2 separate regions of the Homo sapiens genome follow, and region 2 is linked to region 1. Evidence: chromatin loops called from intact Hi-C (ENCODE). Cell type or tissue: PC-9. All regions are shown on one strand.

Region 1 (2,500 bases):
GATTGAATCTATTTGGAAACTTTTGAGTTTTCTGGATCTGAATGTCCATATTTATCCTAAGACTTGAAGATTTTTCAGCAATTATGTAATTAAATATGCCTTTTTTCCCTTTCTCTCTCTTTTCTCTTTCTGGAACTCCCATAATGTGAAAATTTGTTCACTTAATGATGTCCCATAAGTCTCATAGGCTGTCTTCACTCTTTTCTTTCTGTTTTCATTTTTTTCTCTAACAGTCATTTCAAAAGAACTATCTTCAAGTTTATAAATTCTTTCTTCTGCTTGATGTAAATTTTTGTTTCTTTAGGGTCAGTTACTGGAGAATTATTGTGTTCCCCAGGTGGTGTCACATTTCCTTTGTTTGTTTGTTTCTTATGTACCAGCATTGATGTTCTGCATCTGGTGGTATAGTCATCTCTTCCAAACTTTAAAGAGTGGCTTTTATAAAAGACTTTCACTGGCATATGGGCCTGAGGGTGCCAGTTCAACAGAGTGCAATGGCTCTGATTCCATATAGGTGCAGTGGTATAATTACCATGCAGCTTCTTCATTTGTCATCAATGTTAGTGATGACTGTAAGTGTCTCAGTGGTCTAGGCTGCAGGGATTATGGCAGTGACAGTGACTGCTTAGGTTATTAGGGCAAGGGCTTTAGGGATCCTCATATTCTTATCTTTCTCACAGTGGGGAATCATAGCCATAAGAGGATCTCTCTTAGTATTGGGACTGACATGGGTCACAGGCAGCTATTGTAGCCATATAAGTGACAATGGCACTAGAATCCAGGGCATAGATATTCAGAGCAGCTGCAAAGCTGGTTTCCTGGGCTTGAGGTCTTATAAAACTAATGTAGCGCCAGGGACTTGAGGTGCCAGTTTACTCTCCAAAGCATGAGTGAATGCTGTTCTCCCACTAACCTGGGGTCTGCTGCTCTGAGGCACACCCCAGGAGCTTGGGCCCAAGGGGCTGTGATATAGCTGTGGTTCTGAGCCTGGTGGGGAGGGGCACAACACTGGCATAGCTCTGGGAAAGAATGAGTGCTCTGGAGGGCCCCAGGATGGCTTGCTATTGTGGTATAGTACTGGCTAAACTTCCAGGACAGAGAGGTGCAGTGGCTACTCACTCCCAGAGCAAGACACACTGTAGCAGGGTTTGGTCCCCAGGAGCAAGGCACAGCTGCAGTTCAGTACTGAGGATCCAAGAGAGCATAGTGACAGCTCGGACTCTGGGTGATAAAGTACCATGCTGTGGTGACTCTGGGCCCTAGGATGATGGGACATGACAGTAGTCCAGGCTCTGTGAGGTCAAGTGCAACAGCAGTAAGAACCCAGGAATGTCAATATGTCACTGTGGCTGTGCCCAAGGGGGAAGTGGGGTGATGGGGAGCAGTGCAGCAATGACTCCACTTCCCATAGAGGCAGGGTGCTCAGCAGTTCAGGCTATGGGACCCTAGTCCAGCTCCAGGTAGGCAGGAGACTATGACTGTTTGTCCTGGACTGTGGAGTGCCACAGTTCAGCCAAGGCTCTGATTCCCTAGGATGTGAGTCACCATGTCTGCTTGGCCCCGGAAAGCCTGGCTACATGAGTCAGTGGAGTCCCTGGATCACAGGGAGTGGGTCACTGCCTTAGCTGTGGTGCTAAGGGGCGCAACTGCTGTGGTGTGCAGCAGACCTGGGGTGCCTAGGAGCAAAGTGCTGCCTCAGCTGTGGCACCAAGGGGATGTGACTGCTCTGATGTGAAGGAGGCTGGGTAGTCCTGGGGGTGGGATGCTGCCTCAGCTGTGGCACCAGGGGTATGACTGCTCTGGAATTTCTAGGCTTCAAGTCACCAGAGGTGGGACATCGCTTCTGCTCAGCCCTAAGGAGAGGGTAAACCAGCGACTAGGATAGGGGACAAAGTCATTCTGTGGTAGCTTGGCCCTAGTGGTCAGGTTATAGCATCAGCTTTGCCCCATGATGGCTCGCTACTGAGCGTGGTATAGTGCTGGCTAAACCTCCAGGATGGAGAGATTCAGTGGCTACTCACTCCCAGAGCAGGCCACACCCTAGCAGTGGCTCAGATTCTGAGAGGGCACAGAGTAGTAGCAGCACAGGCCACAGAGGGGTGGGGCACAGTGTCTGCTTTTTCTCTGGGCGTAGCCCAGGATTTAGACTCCAGGGAGCTCCCTCAGTTGGGCTCAGAACCTGCGAGGATGGCAGCGGTGTCCAGCAGTGAAGACTGAAGGTGTCCACAGCTGTGATAGGGGCTTCTGGGTCCTCTTGCTTGCTTTTCTTCACAGGAAGAAGTCCCTCCTAGCTCCTAGGGGGTTTGATTGTGAGCGGCAAGGGTGTGGCAGAGGTGAGGTGTCTCCTTCCTTTCTCTATGTGATCATCCTGAGTTTCTGTGCTTTGCCCGATTTTAGCTGTTTCTTTCTTGTTCTCCAGTGCTCTCCTTTATTTTATTTTTTTTGTCAAAATATGGTTGTAAATTCATTGTTTTGGGCTTTTTGTGGTAAGGAAGGGACA
Region 2 (2,500 bases), 98 kb before region 1:
CAGCTATAAAAGAGAAAGAGCATGGAAGAGAGTAAAAGATGTTTTTAATAGACTAGACTGGATAGTGGTATCCTCAATTCTGCTGACATTTCATTGGTTTGAATTCAATCATATGATGACATGTACATGCAAGGAAGTCTGGAAAATGTAGCTTTAGCTATGAGGATAAGAAAAAAGTTGTGAATGTTGATGAGCATTTTATAATCTCTGCTATACCATCACTTGTTAACGTGCTTTAATGCAGAGTTATTAGGCCTAAAAATCCAATGTAATATTACGTAGCCACGTAAAATCAGTGGTTCTGGTTGCTTGCAGGATCAACATAAAATTTGGCCTAAATATGTAATTTCCATGTGAACGGCTTCTGTTTTCATCCAGTATCAAACTTGAACAATAGATGAACTGAGCACCTCTTTGATTTCTTCAGTAAATAATCCCATCATACCACCACATTAACAAGCAATGTAGAAGTGATCTACAATTTCATAGGAGTGGCAGACAACATTCACCATACAGCAAACGGCTCAATAAATCTTCATCACACATTTTCATTCTCTTCCAAAGTCTTCTTTCAACTGTGTGGCCATTTGAAGACTTAAAAAAAAACTTTTCCAGCATGAAGGCCCTAAATCTTCCCAGCTTCTATGTCCCGTACCTATATCAACTTTCTTATATATCTTGTAATAGACCAGATATACTAAACATGCATACCCACACTCATCACCTTATTTAGGAAAAAACATAAGACCCTTTAAATTACTGATTCCATCCTCCTCAAAAAGCAGTAAGGGATGATAAATTGCATCCCGTCCTCCCCACTCGCCACTGTACAAGTTATGTCAAAGGGCTTTTTGGCAGACTCATTTCTACCTTTTAAAATTTTATCTCTAGTTTTCCCCTTCATGCCTCCTACTATACTCCAGTTATTCTGAACTCCTCTCACTATTCCTTGAGCACATTATGGTGGATTTGTTTTTTCATATCTCTAGGGCCTTTGTAGAGACTACAGCCTCCACTCAGAACCCTTCTCCTGCTTCTGCATGTCAAAATCCCATAAACCCTAGGGGCTGGCTTAAATGTCTCCTTCACTGTGGAGCCTTACCTACCCTTATTTCACTGCTCTCACCTGCACAGAATTTATCACTCTGTCTTCTCTGCTCTGATAGAATTCTGTACACATTTCTATTTTAGTACTTATTGCATTGTCTAATATATTATTCAGGTATCTAGTTCTTCAGAACAGAGAGATTTTGTCATCTTTGAATTCTCAGTGTAGTACCTAAGACGGGGCTTGAAACACAATTTCTCAGTAAATGTTTGTGGATGCAGAAAAACTGTCCTGAGAGCTGAAAGCTGGCCAAGAGACAGGGAGGCTCTCAGTCCATGACCAAAGGTTGAGTAACTAGTCTGGAACGCAGAGCACTCCCATGAGGGAAGCCTTCAGGGTAACTTTAATTCTTTCCCCTAAAGTGCTATCCTTGCAGGGGAAAAAACATTTTTGGAGCTATTTTAATTTGCTAGTTTCCAACAGGTTCTTAAATTACACTTTCTGTGAAGAGAATGCTGAAAGAGAGAGGAGATTAAGTAAAAGGAGAATACCAAGCCAGAAGCTAAGGACATTCCGGAAATGTTATGAGAGTTAAAATGTGTAACTTCTCCCTTCACTTCCTGGGTTTACGTGTATTTGATGTAGCTTGACCTATTGAACTCAGCTTGGGTTTCCCTGTGGAGTCTCTTTCAGGCCAAACTATCTATCTACTGTAACAGATAGAGAAATAACCATATATCCCTAACAGTTCCATACATTCCTATGAATTAATAAAATAATCCAGAAACTAAGTTTTCTAGTGCAATTTAGAAAGTAATTAACAACACTATGAATCTTTGCATGGAGGAACATGTTGACTGTGTAGTCAGTAACCCAGCCTTCTTTGTTATTATTTTGACCTTGATGCTAAAGCTGACCAGAGATAGGTGAGTAAAATGATACCCCATCAGAAAATTAAGGTACATCCTCCAGAGAATTAGGCAGTAGAGATATATCCAAAGTATGATAGATGCCCTTTTATACCAACTGGAATGGTAGTTGTTTAGTGTATTATTTAGGTAGCTCTAGCTGCTATTTACAAATAAATCTCCAAGTCTCAATGGTTCAACACAAAAATGTATTTCTTCCTCATGTTGGGCATCTCACCTCCAAATGATGATGGTTTAGGGATAATGGTTTCTTTTCTATGGTTTCTTCCATACTAGGGCTCTGGCAAATTCAACATAGGACTCTCCCAAGATTTCCCTGTGGCTTGTCTTCATCCTAGGCAGTGAAAAGGGGGAAACAGCACAGAGGCTCTTATGTGGGAGGGCTTTATGCATCAGGTCTGGAAAGGGTGCACGTTACCTCTAAGTCCATTCCTTTGGCAAAAAGCCAATCACAAAACCATGCCCAACTCCAAGAAAATCTGGAAACGTATTCATGCTATTGCAAGAAGCAGGAAAGTGGTGT

Evidence for each region. Hi-C counts contacts between places; a loop is a spot of excess contacts. Peaks named below come from ENCODE experiments on the same cell type or tissue, not always from the same donor. Only the 100,000 strongest peaks of a DNase experiment are listed, where the experiment ranks them.
Region 2: a loop joins it to region 1, with 3 times the contacts of the local background. A loop is called at or near these places in 2 of 110 quality-filtered maps.

What each region holds. Positions count from the first base shown.
Region 1 is chr5:33,049,068-33,051,567 of GRCh38, reverse strand. It overlaps LOC105374715 (a long non-coding RNA gene), which reads left to right and starts at 2,165. Exons shown (of 3, transcript NR_188269.1): 1 at 2,165-2,333. In PC-9, no CTCF peak of the experiment used is centred here; a DNase peak (open chromatin) is centred at 1,457; H3K27ac peaks cover 1,810 bases.
Region 2 is chr5:33,147,324-33,149,823 of GRCh38, reverse strand. No RefSeq gene overlaps it. Among named protein-coding and RNA genes, the nearest start is that of LINC02160, 81 kb to the left of the region's middle. In PC-9, no CTCF peak of the experiment used is centred here; a DNase peak (open chromatin) is centred at 1,403; H3K4me3 peaks cover 1,106 bases; H3K27ac peaks cover 2,084 bases.